Linked DNA regions of Mus musculus: regions 1 and 3 are each linked to region 2. The links are chromatin loops, found by intact Hi-C in ENCODE. Cell type or tissue: left cerebral cortex. All regions are shown on one strand.

Region 1 (5,000 bases), 210 kb after region 2:
CAGATGGTTGTGAGCCACCATGTGGCTGCTGGGAATTGAACTCAGGGCCTCTGGAAGAGCAGTCAGTGCTCTTAACCGCTGAGCCATCTCTCCAGCCCCAGCTGGAACTCTTAAGAGCGCTTGCTGTTCGTCCAGAAGACCAATGTTCAGTTCCTAGAACCCACATGAGGTGGCTCACAACTGTCTGTAACTGCAGTCCCATGAGGCCAGATGCCTTTGGCCCCTGTGGGCACCTGCCCTCATGTGCACATTCCCACACACAGACATACACACCTATACATAACTTAAAAAAAAAAAAATAGGCCTACTATGGTGGCACAGACATTTTATCCCAGTGCTAAGGAGGAAGAGTCCTTTATGAGTTCAAAGCCAGCTTGGTCTGTATAGTAAGTTCCAGGCCAGTCAGAGCTATGTAATGAGACCCTGTTTCAAACTAATAAATATAGAGTGGAATAAATGTACATGTGACTGTTTAAGGTGGCAAAGATGACAGCTTCTGTAAGAAATAGTTCTTATTTTTCAGACATGATAAACAAAATGCCTTAAACTAGTTCCCAGCTTTTTCTACCAGTGAGAAAGTGTCTTTTCTCAGTGTCTTTTTACTGAGGCTTTCCCAGAACCATTTGTGATGGGTGTATTAGTTATGTTTCTTATTGCTGTTGACAAGATACCTGACACGAAACAGTTTCAGGGATGAACGGTTTCTTTTGGCTTACAGTTGAGGAGCTTACACTTCATGAAGGTGGGAAAGGCATAGCAAGAAGAGGAGAGGCAGCTGGTCACATTGCATCTACAATCACAAAGCCAATGATGATCAGGAAATCAGACTGGGTTACAAAACCTCAAGCCCATCCCTAATGAACCACTTCTTCCATCAGTGCTCTACCTCCTGAAGAGTCAACAACCTTCCTGAACCGTGCCACCAATTGGGGTCCAAGTGTTCAAACTTGGCCAGAAGGAGACAGGTCAGATGCAGACTATAGCAATGGATATTCAGAATGTATAGGTGTGTCAGGCTTGGTCCTCAAGATAACTCATGAGGTAGTCTCACTTAACATGAATAAAGATGTATCTTAAATATGAATGGCCAGAGAACTTTATAATCTTTATTCTTAAGCTTCTTAGAAATTATGAAATTAATAGATTTCAGATGCTTCAATGCTTCATCTTCAAGATTATTCTATTCCTTACTTTAGTTTCTTCTAGGCACTGGGAAATAACAAAGTCTTTTCCCTCTGGAAGTTTACATTTAAACAGGAAGACAGATGCATCACTGAAATTGACTTGTGATTGAATGTATAGCAAAGCGATGTTACTATAAGAATGTCAAGCAAAACACAGCTCTCATTTCAAAATTGTTTATTCTGCAGCCAAATTTGAGTGATCTTGGCCTGGGGAACAGAGTATTGGGGTTGCCCCAAATACTGTTTTCCCACATGGAAATGAGTACATGAAGTTTTTACAGTTACAAAAGAAAGTAATAAATCAAGGCCCCTTTCAGATGCATTATTGGAAATATCAGGTAAGTGGGGCAGAGCAGAGCAGGGAAATCTCTGCTACAGGTGTCAGATGCTGCAATCCGATGACATTCTTAGCTTTGGGGTTTGTGGAGGCTAGTAGTAAATATGAAGGAAAAAACCTGTCACGTGATAGTCACAAGGGCATTAGAGCAGATGCAGAGGTGGGAATGAATAGCTGTTAAAGAGGCTAGATAGCCCAAGATATTGGCTCTGTATCTACAGCGTTTCAATTCTCCACAAACATGAATGTAATTAGTCAATATTAACCTTGTAGCATTCTTAACATAGCTGTGGTTGTTTGTCCTGAAATTTAAATTCAGATATGATTAGAGAATGCCTTTAAAATTTTTTAAGTTTTTGGAGATCAGGGCTGTTAGTGGCACAGAAACCAACTTGTCAGAACAACTCGTCAGTATTTCATTATTCCTTTTCCATAGGGGATGATTCACCTGGGTCATACCAGCCCAGTTGGATTTTTACATAGGATGGGAGCCCCACATTCCTGCAACCACGGACACAGAAAAAATACTTACTTTAAAGGAACCGTGCCCCTGTCCTGCTGTTTACTTCAATTGACCTTCAGCACAAAAGTGGCCTGGTAATCTCCCTTAGACCACCTTACAGTTGGCCAGCACCAGGGACAATGTGTACCCACAGGCAAGAGGGCTGGGGCACAGCTTTTAAGTCTTCAGTGAGCCACGCTTTGGAATAAGGACCTGCAGCGCTGGCAAGTCTGAGGCTTGGTGTAGCCCTTTGCCTCTCGGAGGTCTAGGCGCCCGCCCAGTTCGGCGGGCAACTTTCATTGCCCCAAGAAACCTAGAGAAGAAACCTTGAAGGACCCCTTTCCATTCTCAGCACCCCGAGTGCTCTGAAGAACTGCCCAGCCCTCAAGGCCCCGCCCCGCAGTCTGACGGCACGTGGAGTCCCAGGAGGCCGCGTTGCTGCCCAGCCTGCCCGCACACCGAATCCTTCCAGGCTGCACCTCCGCTCTGACCGCTTGTGAAGCCCCTCGAGGCCCTGTCCCCTGCGCTGTACGCACGCAGAGACACTAGAGGCCGCCCCGGTTCTGACAGCACGTGGAGCCCCTCGAGGAACCGCCTCTCTGACAGCTTCTCGATGCCGCTGCACAGGTTCTAACAGTACTCTGAGCCTCTCAAGAAATAGCTTCCCGAATCCTGCACCGCCATTCGCTCTCAGCGCCTGGAGCACCTCCTGGAACTACCTCCCGAGATCCGCCTGGACACCCCTCTGCGACTGACCGTTGTGCGATACAGGCTCTGTTTTTCGAGCTCCGCCCCCGCCCAGTCCTGCCTTGCTGTGGAGCAGCTCGAGGACCCGCCTCCTCGACTCCACCCCGCCCTCTGCAAAAACAAGCCGCGGAGCATCTCAAGGCACTTCATCTAGAGCGCCGCTCCGCCCTCTGCTCTGACTGGCTGTGTCCTGCACCGCCCCCAGGCTCTGATTGGCCAGAAACCGCCCCTAAGGCACCGCCTCTCGTACGTCCCGCCCTCCGCTCAAAAAAGCCTTGGAGCACCTCGAGGCCCCGCCTCCCGGGCTTTGCTCCGCCCCCTTCTCTGATCGAGCCCGGAGTACCTGGCAGGCCTGCCCCGCCCCGCATTCCGCTAAGAAATCGTCCCAGTCACCTCGGATCCACTCAGGTCCCCCGGGACTGGCTTCTGTGGGTACCATGACGCTGCCTGTGTTCTTCGGTTGCGCCTTCATCGCCTTCGGGCCCGCGTTCGCACTCTACCTCTTCACCATCGCCACCGACCCTTTGCGCGTCATTTTCCTCATCGCTGGGTGAGGTTGAGCCGAGTCCCGGACACCGCGGGTCCCTCCCTCTCCTGGGTTTCCACGACCCCGGGATCCCCATCTCCCAGTGGCTCCCAGCTTGTGGGACTGTCCAAGACTGGGGGGAGGGGGTTCAGGCTGAGCAGGCGAGTCCTGCGGGTCTTGGCTTCTGTGGAAGATGGGAATAAGTGGATACATTCGTGTATGGAGCCTTAGTCTTTCCGTAGGAATTTCTCATTTCACTCAGTGCTCAGCGGCATCGAAGAGCTGTTCTCACTCTCTGCCATTAAAGACACCTGGGGATCAGTTGTCCACCTCCTCAACCCCCGTTCTTGGACTCAGAATGCCTGTGAGGAATTTGGGCTCAGATTTTTCTTGTAGGCCCCTGGGTAATGGTTGGGGTGCAGCCAATGGTGAAAGCCTGAGAAAACCGCTGCAACACCTGACCAGTCTTGCTGAGAACTTGGTAAATATCTAACTCTGCTGGTGACTGCGGTCTTGATCCCTTTGCACCTGCTGAGACTGAGTTTCTGAGACTTGGCACCCAGGCAACTCACTGGCTAGCCAGGAACTCCAGCCTCTCTGCGTTCTTTTTTCCTGTAATAAATAGTGCTCCTTCGCTGTTGGCATTAAAAATCAATAGAGTCTGTTGAACGTCAAGCTTGCTGTGTCCTTAAAGTCCACAGGAAGGTTGTAAGAACCGGGCCTGGAAAACAACTAGACCACAGCATGGGTTTTCAACTTCTGAGTTTTCCATGGTGCACACAATAAATACAGGTGTAGGTGTTTGTTTTCCTTCAGAAAAGATACTTATCTTTACAGACAGCTAAGCCATTAAATTCACATTTTCTAGGATATGAAAATTGTAACAGCCACTGGTTATATGTTTCTATGGCACACCAATGAGGCAAAGCAGTAACCAACTTCCTCGTTGCCAGTCCTTGGCAGATAGTGTTCTGGTGTACACAGACAGGGTCACTGAATCGTCCTTGTTGAGGGCATCTGACGTTCCTCTTGGACTGTTTTTTCACTAGGAGGAAAATGGACCATTGATTAGCAAATGCTGATTCGGAATACCATGTGAAGGGGTTCTTTCCTAAAAAAGATCAAGATATTTGTTTCCTGTGCTTCTGTTAACTCGTGACTTTTGTCTTCTACGTTCCAGTGCTTTCTTCTGGTTGGTGTCTCTCCTGCTTTCGTCCATGTTTTGGTTCCTAGTGAGAGTCATTACTAACAACAGAGATGAATCAGTACAGAATTATCTGCTCATCTTCGGAGCGTTGCTCTCTGTCTGTATCCAAGAGCTGTTCAGGCTCGCATATTATAAGCTGTTAAAGTAAGTTAAATGTTTGTTTTATTTTCCCAGTTAGACTTGAATTATGATTTGGTGGTTGTTACATTTCTAGCCTGAAAATTGTATTTAAATTTATGACCTGGCTTGCCTGCCTGCCTGCCTGTCCGCCCGCCCGCCCTCCCACCCTCCTGCTCCCCTGCTCCCCTGCTCCCCTGCTCCCTTGCCTTTCCCTCCTTCTCCTTCCTCCCAAAAGTGTTTCTTGAGAATTTTCCCAGATACTTTGTCAGAACTGGAGGTGCAAAGGTAAAACAGAAGCTCTGGTGGTGCACACCTTAATCCCCAGAGGCAGGCAGAGATCTGTGAGTTTGAGGCCAGTCTGGTTTACAAAGTGAGTT
Region 2 (5,000 bases):
GCCTGTTTTGTATAATGTGGGTCAGATGTCTCCTTTGTATGTGCTCCATGGAGGATGCCCAGTCACCCCCAAAATCTCCTGCAGGACGTTTATTTAGGTTTTTCAAAAGAGCCGCTGATAGATCAAGGAGAGATATTCCATATAAGGAAAGGAATTCAGAGAATTTGCAAATAGCCCCAGTACCAATGGAAGCAGGAGGGGGAAAAAACACTACTATAATTCTTAAGGGGGAGAGATAATAATTGCTGTAACTATGTAGTGGTAATCATGTCTTTAATAAGAAATGGGGGGGGGGAGCACTGGAATGGGGTGGGGCAGAAGTAGAAAAGAGGCTATTTAAAGTCGTCTGTGGGGGTGGAGCCAGGAGGGGAGGGAGGTTCTTAGAGCCAGTTTTGGTTCTTTCTATGATCTGGAAAGCTGTCTCTAAATATGGTGTGAGCGTGTATCTCTCTCTCTTTTGGTTAGTGTATTGATCATCTTCCTCTTTAAAATACTGTAAGTTCTGCTGGAGACTCGGGATGTTGAAGGAAGTTTATGAAGTTTTGTTTTGTTTTTGTTATATTTAGAGAGATCCTGACTCACTTGAAATAGCTAAGACTTGAGGGAGAGACAGGTGTCACCAGAGGAAAGAGGCGGGCTGGAGAGAAGGCAGCCAGCCTCCTTGCCGTGGGGACAGTCTACTATCTAGTGTTAAAAATATAATTTTTGATTATTACTAAAAACATTGTCTCAATTTGCCAACCTACTTTTAGAAACTATAGTCCAGAAGTGTCTCCCCCACCCCCACCCTTAGTTTAAAAGGCTGCCTGTCACTTGGGGGCTAATACTCCCAGAAATCTGTTTTGTATTTTTACTGTTGTTTCCCCCCACCCCCCACCTAAATGAGGCTGAGTTCTGTTAAGACTCGATTATCTTGGCTCTTTCCCCCAAATAACTGTGATGTAGCTGATTGTTTACAGGATGTGAGTCTTCTTCCCTCTAGGTTTTTTCCTTATGTAGTGACTCAGGCTTATCTAAACTCAGGTTTTCCCTTGAGTGAGTCACACCAGGATCTCTTCAGATGCGACCTAGCTACAGTGTTTCTTAAACAACCAAGGGATTCTAACCGGTAGCTAAACAACCCATAGCTCTTCTTTAAGGACATCGGCATGAAAATAATCTCTCCAGAAACTGACATCCTAGGAGGAGTTGAAAAGGAAGACATTAAATTATTAGGGTGACTGCTTACTGCACCGGCAAGTGGCCAGTCTGTTCCCTAGACTGCTCTTGGAGGATTGCAGATGCCCTGTCTGGGCATCCTCAAGGTTGGAGGCAGATGATCTGTGAGCTCTTGGAAGGATCTGTACCCACCAATGCTTGCAGACAGACTGCTTAGAAACCAAGCAAGAGGCTCCACCTACCGGATGTGAGGGACCTAGCTGGAGTTCGCAGGCTTTGCTTCCTCAGCACAGACCAGAGTCGACTAGGAATTCCAGAGGTGTTCCAGCTTTGGAAGACAGGCTAGGCAGGGTTTTTGTTTGTTTGTTTTGGTTTGGTTTTGGTTTTTTTTTTTTTTCTTTTCTTTTTCTACCTTCGTTTTCATTCTCCACTCCCACACATTTAAACAAGGCTAGGATTGATTCTTTGACAAAGGTGCAGGATAAAAATCCCGGAGACTTGACAAGCTTTTAAAAACATTTGCAAGTAGGGATGGCAGAGATGGGTTCTTAACAGAGTGTGTCCATGTGGCTTTCCATCTGGTAACCAGAGGCTCTGTCACAGGTTCCTGTGGTCGTACAGACCGGTTCCTCAGATTCCAGATATCAGGCTGAATTGCCTGAGGTTGCACAGTTCGTTATGGGGTCCAGACAAACTCTTATGGTAGTGCATGTGTGCTTAATTATATAGTTTGAGTCCTTAAATATGTAAGGCATTGTTAAATGTTTTATATCATCTGATAATTGTCAACAGCCCTGTGAAGAGCCCTGTACTATTATACTCGTTTTTTTAAGAGATAAAGCCCTGAGAAGTCATTTGTCCAAAGGCACACAGCCAGCAGAGACTTAAGAGCCAGATTCAAACCTTAAAAAAGCTGTATTTAGAACAGGAGATCTAACCACTACGCTTTGCCAGCTAGTAATTTACACTTGGTGAAATAGTTTGGATTCTGGAGTTCTTTTAGTCAGAATCTTGTGTTCTGTTGTTCTTTACACGGATCTTTAGGATATTCATATTTCAGGCTCCAAGTTACCTGTTCAGACTCTGGTAAATCGGGATTACAGAGTGCTCCGAGCATCCAGGAGTTGTCAATGCCTTTAGCATTAGGAATGATGCTGTTCTTTACAGCGTTTAGGGTACGTTCAAAGTCTAGGTTTCTACCCTTACTCAGCTTCAGGAGAATCGGGATTTCGGAGCGCTCCAAATGGCCAGCAGGAGTCGCAATAGGCTTTAGCATCCAGATCTTCTACTTGGCCCAGGCTCAGCGGAGTGGATGCAAACGCCCTCCTGCGGTGGCCTCGCTCTAGGCAAAGCAGCCTAGAGCCAGCCATCCCCGCGCGCACGCGCAGTGGTTCCATGGGCAGCTAGTTCCCGGGGTCCACCGGGCCCCGCCCGCCTGCCCGCCGCGCCTGTCCCCTGCGCTCGCGCACCCGCCCGCGGCTCTCTCTGTGCGGCCCAGGAGCCGTGACTTCCGGCCTGCTTCTTAGCCGCAGGGGGCGCCGGCGTTACAAAGCCGGCCTGGGCGGGACGAACCGGACCTGGGCTCGGTAGCGGCAGCAGCAGTAGCAGCTGCAGAGCGCGGAGGCAGAGCACAGCCTCAGCCACCGCCTCGCCATGGCGGGTAGCAGCTCGCTGGAGGCGGTGCGGAGAAAGATCCGGAGCCTGCAGGAGCAGGCGGATGCCGCGGAGGAGCGTGCGGGCAGCCTGCAGCGCGAGCTGGACCAGGAGCGGAAGCTGCGGGAAACCGTAAGGGACCCACCCATCACCCCGAGGCCCCCACGCCGCACCTGGCGCACCTAGGCCAGCTGGCACCCGACTACTCAGCCCTGCCGGGATAGCTCCTTGATATAGAGTAAAACCTCCGGGGGGGAGCAAGAGAGCCGATGAGGAGGTTTTGGGGCGACCATGAAATGGGTCCCCGGGATGCGCACTTTGCGCTGCTGCCATTTATTAACTCACACTGGGGTTGGAAGGAGGAGCCCTCCTTTTAAAGACCAGTCCCTGGGGAGAAGCACTGGGACTTCGGGGCCTTGGGATACTGGACTTTTGTCTCTGTTGATCCTGTGTTTCCTAGAAGCTGTTTCTCTATGGAGGTTAAAGACCTTGACAGGACCAGGTTCTGAGGGAAGAGCTAACTCTCATAGCCCTTATAGTCTTAGGTTTTTTTAGCCCTCCCATCTCCCAAGTAGATATCCCTCGCTCTACAATAGATATCCCTTTCTAACGAGTTTTGACAAAAGTTGGCCAGATGTCGACTGCTACTGAGTATACCTTTTGCTGGCTAACACCCCCCCCCCCCCCCCGTTGAACATAGCACCTAGCTCCTTTCTTCAAAAGGCAAATGTATCGAGCAAACAGAAACAGAGTTTCAAAGGAATATTAGATATTTGTTAGTCTTGAGTGTATGTGTTAAAATCAAGGTATTCAAACACCTTGGAAACTTTATGACAAAAAATAATAATATGGTGTCCAGCTGTGCTTAATATGCACAGGACTACGCTGAATTGAGTCATTCCTTCTGGCTAAGTGTTTGGAATGGTTGTATGGTGTCTTACAGAAACTCCCTAACATGTTTTGTATAAAATATAGAGAACCAAGAAAGTCTTCCTAAGAGGAAGACCCAACTAGAGGAAGTTTAAGATAAAAAATGCAGATAAAGATATTTTTAAAACCAATGGGCAAAAAATAACTTTTAATATTCGCTTGAGAGGACTAGTCAGCAAAAGACCCACTATAAAGGCCTCAAGGTGGCTGGTGATAGATTAATTCTGATCCGTGCCTGGCTAACTGCTATGAACCAGTGAACTAAGAACAGGATGCAGAGACTGGGGCCCAGTTTCCCAGGGTTTGAATCCTGGCCCACCTCCTCACTGTCTGGGGACAACTGTTGGAGCTTTGGTTCCGGTCCCTATGAATAAAATGTGATTAGTATGTAAAGAGATCACAGTGGGGCTTAGCACATGGAGATAGTGCTACTTAAACCACCCTGTTTTTATCAATGTCCAGTACCGCCTTGCTTAGCATTCTTTACTGTAATTGCTTGGCAAGAGCTCCTGAAAATAGCCCTACTCACTTCATTACCCGTAAAATTCCCCCCATTTAGTGCTTTAAATCAACAATTATTTTCTCAACTTGAGGAGGGGAAGTGGGCAGGCTGGAAGGACTGGGTTGAGGAGGCACTGGACTCGGAGCCTAGTGACTGGTGGTAAAAGGTACACGTGCTATTTTGTACTTCGTTTTTATAACAGTGTTTCCAGGCTACTTCGCTAAGGTTGGAGCTTTCATTCCTTTCAAAACCTTGTGCCTTCATTTAGAGCAATTTAAATCCTTTTTAAATCCCCGTTTTCCGGGAATCATCTAGCAGGGTGATCGATTGGTCAGGACCCCCATAGCATCTTAGAGCCGAGGTTTAGCACTGGTGAGCCACTTGCAAACTGCTAGTTGTTGCTCCTGACTTTTCAAACGGAAAGCTACAGATGGGCAGAGGCAATTTAGGTTGTTATTAGATGGATCTGAGGCTGTGAGTTAAGCTAGCAGTAACAGTTTCTCTAGGAAGCAAAGATTAAGGTTTAGTGACAAAGCCATGAGCCACTGCAAAAAAAAAAAAAAAAAAAAAAAAAAATTCACTGTAGAGTTGGCCCAGGTTCAAGTACTGAGACTGAGGCAGACTTAATGGGCCCTACTAAACTGGGCCGTACCTTAGAAAGAGCAAGTATCATTTCCTTCCTCCTCCTGGTTTTCCAAGGTGTGGGGGCCCTTCAAAATCTTGGAATGAAATTGCTCTCCTTGATGTAATGCTTGAC
Region 3 (5,000 bases), 170 kb before region 2:
GACAAACCCTAGACTCAGAGAAATGGGAATAATAGGGTACTGCTCTGAAGGTGGGCAAGGCTTCCTAGAGGGTGTGGTCTGCCCGATTCCTATGCACTGGAGTTTCACAGCAGTGAAGGAGAGACACTTCAAGCTGTAGGGTTGTAAAGGCAACAGCCTGGGTTTAATGAGACAATGACTTAGAACAAGGAGCAATTCAGTGAGTCCGGGGCTTGGAGTGACAGGAGGGGAAGAAGTCAAGAATATACATCATGTTGGGGTCCCAGAATTCTCCAGGATGGGGATCCAGTAGCGGGAGGGAACTGCCATCAGACAGGCTGGCACAGGAACGCAGATGTGAGGTGGCTACTGACCCGTTACCCCTGTTTATTCCTCATAGCAAGACACACAGGTAGATATAAAGTACAGTGGTTTGAATATACTTGGCCCAGGGAGTGGCACGATTAGGAGGTGTGGCCTTGTTGGAAGAAGTATGTCACTGTAGGGTGGACAGTGAGACCCTCCTCCTAGCCACGTGGGAGCCAGTCTTCTCCTGTTTGCCTTCAGAACAAGAGGTGGAATTCCAGCTCCTCCAGCCCCACATCTGTCTGGATGCTGCCATGTTCCCACCTTGATGATACTGGACTGAACCTCTGAACCTGTAAGCCAGCCCCAATTAAATGTTTCCTTTATAAGAGTTGCCTTGGTCATAATGTGTGTTCACAGCAGTAAAGCCCTAAGACATAAGGCCAAAGCACAGAGAGGTAGAGAACTACTCCAAGTTCACTCACCCAATAGAGCTGGGATTTCCCAGTTACTCCGTTAAGATCCACTAATAAAGGACAAAGAGATTCAGGTTGTTTCTTCTAAAGCTCATGGTTTGCTTATTTACCGACTTTTAAAACACTTAATTCTTTGAGAATTTCATACAGTACTTATATATGGAAGGGGAAAGGCACGTGTGTGTGGAGGTCAGAGGACAAACTCTGATGCTGGCCCTTGCCTTCCTCTTGTTTGAGGCCAGGTCTCGTTCTCTGCTGCATACACAAGGCTGGCTGGTCCATGCAGAGCTCATGGTTTCACAGTCAGCCTGCTGAGATCCTCAATGAAAACCTGACGGGCAGGATGGAAATCAAACAGGCTGAGGTGGGGAGAGGACCGTGGGGCAATACATACATGAGGCAGAGCCTGGCTCATACTAGAGGCTCCTGAGCAATGAGGGATGTGGGGGTTGGGAGAGAGGAAAGACCACAGGACCATTCCATTCCATATATGTTTGTGGCAGGAAGGGGGCATCCAGAGGTCACTGACTAAGAACCTTCCTCTCTGCTGCTCAGCCAGTGATGTCTTCCAAATGATGCTCCCAGAATCCTACTTTGCCCCCCCTTTTTTTGACCATGACATCTTTAAAAAGTTGTGTGTGTGTGTGTATGAGAGAGAGAGAGAGAGAGAGAGAGAGAGAGAGAGAGAGAGAGAGAGAGAATGAATATGTTTAAACACACCACAGAGGCCAGAGAGCACAGGATTCCTTGGAACTGTAATTGCAGGTAGTTGGTGGTTGAGTGCTGCCTTACAAGAGTGCTTACAGGAAACAAATCTGGGTCCTCTGGAACACCTGTGTGCCATGGTAACTATGTGTCTGAGAGACATTCCCCTGGGCATTGTCATTTAAACATCTTTGCCCTGAACACAACAGAATTGCTTGCGCCATTTCCCCCAGAGTAAGAAAGCCTCTGGCATTGTGTTCCAGGGTGGACTGGGGCAAGGACAGGATGGTCTGTCCAGGGGCATTACCTAAGAAGGTCAGTACAAGGCCCAAACCCTTGGGACCATATTTAGAATTCCCCTTCAATTCTGGCTTCAGGAATTCTACAGCTTGGAAAAGGAAGTTTGGTTCTCCTCTGCTCCGAACTGTGCTGCAGAAATGCTCCAGGTTTCATCAGAAGGCTGATCCTCTTCCATAGGCGTGTGGGGCTTGGGTGACCCAAGGTGTAAAGAGATCCAGAGCAAAGCTGGTGGCTCTGTGCTCCCAGCACTCTGATGTTATAGGGATCGTTAGAGAAGCAGGAAGGAAGACGGAGGGCTGTCGTTACTTCAGCACCCGGGTCTGTAGAAAACATTACTTTCCTCCAAGACCTTAGGCTCTGGAGAAGTCAGTCCCACTTCCACTTGCTAGAAGGACCCAGAGTTTCAGAGAGGGACAGGAACTCAAGCTGCCCAGGAGATGGCTGGAGCTGCCCATCAAAGGCAGCCAGGGAAGCAATTGGCCAAGGTCGAGCTTTTAGCAGCAGTGGAGGATGTTTGGAGCTGTGGGGAGGGGGAGGAGAGAAAAATCATAAAAGGCTAAAACTGTAAAGTGTAGAAACGGAGATTGACAGTGCTAAAATGTAGAGTGTGGAGCTTCATCCCAAAGGGGAGAAGAGAGACGCGCAGGGGATCTCGCACCAGTGCAACTTTGCCCCACGATCTTCAGACATGCAGGCTTGACTTGTCAGGACAGCCCTGCCCCATGTCTTAGAAGGTAGCCATGTTTGCAGCCAGCAGCACAGTTGGCCAGCACCAGGCTGTTCCACAGGGGGCAGTGTGGTTCCATGGGACATTAGTAGAGTGTCCCTGTCTCTCTGGAGGGAAAAAAGTTTCTAGGAAAAATTTAAGAAGCAAAGTGTAGGTGAATATCTTTGTGTGTCTCTGGAACTTCTTGAGGGCTTGAAGACATCTGTGTGTGTCCAATATCTCCAGAGACCGTGGAATCCATGCTATCACACCAGTATTTTTATCCTTGGGGATTTTTTGGTTGGTGTTGTTTTAATTATTGTATGATCTAGGGACAAATGCTTTTGCAACCACACCTTGAATTCATCAGAGTCCTACTCTAAAATATCACTAGAATTATTACCTGCCTATGTTTCATCTTTGAGATAGCCTCTTCTAGGCCACAGGCAGGGGTCACATCGTGTTGCATGTAACCTCACCAGCTTCCAAAGCTATGAAATGGCTTAGACAGGATGGATTTAGTTTGTTGGTGACCAGTGTTTGAGGGCCCTCTGGTTTGAACTTTGAACACGCAACATAAGACTGTGCGTAAACAGTTACTGCCCACCACAGCTGTCTTGTCTTCCTTATTCACCTATACAGCCCCACCCTAGCTGTCCAAAACAGCTCCTCCAAAGAGTGCTTTGCTAGGAGTCCCTTCCGAACACAGCTTCGAAGAAACACAATTTGATCCTTAATATACTGGCACCTCTTTGTCAACTCTCACCACTGACAAAGCTGGAAGCTAGGGTCTATTAATGTTCCTATGGCTGTAACTAAACACTATGACCAACAGCAAATTAGGGAGCAAAGAGTTCTTTCCCTTTCACTTCTGGATCACAGTTCATCATCAAGAAGTCAGGGCAGAAACTCAGGAAAGGAATCTAGAGTCAGGAGCTGAAGCAGAGGCCATGGAGGAGAGCTGCTACTGGCTTGCTCCCCGTGGCTTGTTCGGCCTGCTTTCTTATAGTGTTCTGGATTACTAGCTTAGGATGGCAGTGCCCACAGTGAGCTAAGCCCTCCTCCATCAATTATATATCAAGAAATGCCCTATAAGTCTTCCCTATGGACCAATCATATGAAAGTATTTTCTCACTTAAGATTCTTTCTTCCCAGTGAGCCTAGCTTGTGTCAAGCTGACATAAAAAAATAGCCAGTACAGGATCCAACCCAAAGAAAGTTGTTACTGAAATAGAGAAAAGACTTCTGATGGTGTGACCTGGTCCCTAGAAGACGGTGCTCATGGCCTGGACCCACAAAGGGCCGTCTAGAAGAAAAACGGGGAGACAGAGAGAAAGGTTTCTTTAATAAACCGTGCAGGCACCTGGGCCATAGGCACTTGCAGTTCAACACCTCAGGCTTTCTTCCTTCAATGTCTGGAGACAAAGGAAGGAAGCAAAAAGAACACGTAAGAGCTTTGGGCTTCAGAGAAGTGACTTTGAGCAAGTTGCTTTCAAGACCGCTAGGAATCCATGATGAAGAGTTCTACTTAACTCCCCAGTTCCTTTCAAAATGGAGCAGTGCTAACTGGGGAGTTGACTGGAAGCTACAGGTGCTCTGGGTCAAGGAAGGTCTCGTTCCTCCTACTGGTGGGTGTTTGGCTGTGGACTTTACGTACACCCTGGTTCTTCTGAGGGGAGAAGAAATATCTGCTGGCGGTGTTGGACTCTCTCCCACAGCAGTGATGAATGGAAGTTCCAGCTTTAGCCTCAGGATTGAGTCTATCCCGAAGATGGCAGAGGGAAAACAGTCAGGACTCCAAATCTGTAGTGACCTCATTAACCAGCTTGTCTAACAACTGTGGGTAAAAAGACACACCTCTTGCTCCAAAGGGAGTGTTACAGTATGACTAGGTAATCCGTGTCTAACATGATCAAGTCTCTCCAGGAAAAGTCACAACAGGAAGTGAGAGGTACCTTATTCTGAACCACGCGTGAGCAACCATGGCCCAGGAACACAGATCCAGGCCACCCTGAATGTCATGTTCCACTGTGCAAGTAGTAGTCACAAAATGAAGGTGGTTGTAAGTCATTTGACTAAGATACCGCCACCAGGAAGGAGTGTTTGCCTCAAGCTATGCTATCGACAGGTGCAATAATTATCCCTGTAATGAGATACTGTACTTTTCCTTCCCAGAATTCCAAGCTACCACCACCACTACCTCTCACATTCCAATGTGGTAGCTTACCAGGCCAAAGTCATGCAGCTTTCCAAGTCTGAATCATTTAGAAAACTGTAACTTCTCTTCTTCTTTAAAAAAAAAAAAATCCTTTTCTAACAATGTTTTCCTTCATAGCTTGGGTTTCCCCAATACTTGGGGCTTTCTTACTCTTTCTTCCAAGCTCCCTTCCCACTGTGGGTTGTTTGTTTCCTGTCTTAGTAAGTGTTCTATTGGTGTGAAAACAGGCCATGAGCGTGGTGATGGTTTGAATGGAAATGGCCCCCATAGGCTCCTAAGGAGGGAGTGGGACTATTAGGAGGTGTGGTCT

What was found. Hi-C counts contacts between places; a loop is a spot of excess contacts. Peaks named below come from ENCODE experiments on the same cell type or tissue, not always from the same donor. Only the 100,000 strongest peaks of a DNase experiment are listed, where the experiment ranks them.
Region 1: it touches region 2 in a loop (5-fold over the local background); 2 of 42 quality-filtered maps call a loop at or near these places.
Region 3: it touches region 2 in a loop (10-fold over the local background); 22 of 42 quality-filtered maps call a loop at or near these places.

The regions. Positions count from the first base shown.
Region 1 is chr9:66,832,806-66,837,805 of GRCm38, reverse strand. Aph1c (aph1 homolog C, gamma secretase subunit) reads left to right here and starts at 3,100. Exons shown (of 6, transcript NM_026674.3): 1 at 3,100-3,320; 2 at 4,477-4,647. The coding sequence starts at 3,208. In left cerebral cortex, CTCF peaks have their summits at 2,560 and 3,833; DNase peaks (open chromatin) are centred at 2,227, 2,955 and 3,748; H3K4me3 peaks cover 1,893 bases; H3K27ac peaks cover 755 bases.
Region 2 is chr9:67,041,521-67,046,520 of GRCm38, reverse strand. All of the region lies in intron 2 of Tpm1 (tropomyosin 1, alpha), which reads left to right. Among named protein-coding and RNA genes, the nearest start is that of Tpm1, 5.2 kb to the left of the region's middle. RefSeq lists an enhancer at 3,000-5,000. In left cerebral cortex, CTCF peaks have their summits at 1,401 and 2,453 (motif pointing right); DNase peaks (open chromatin) are centred at 1,807, 2,011, 2,521, 4,091 and 1 more place; H3K4me3 peaks cover 2,817 bases; H3K27ac peaks cover 2,949 bases.
Region 3 is chr9:67,211,012-67,216,011 of GRCm38, reverse strand. No RefSeq gene overlaps it. Among named protein-coding and RNA genes, the nearest start is that of Mir190a, 23 kb to the left of the region's middle. In left cerebral cortex, a CTCF peak has its summit at 2,563; a DNase peak (open chromatin) is centred at 2,548.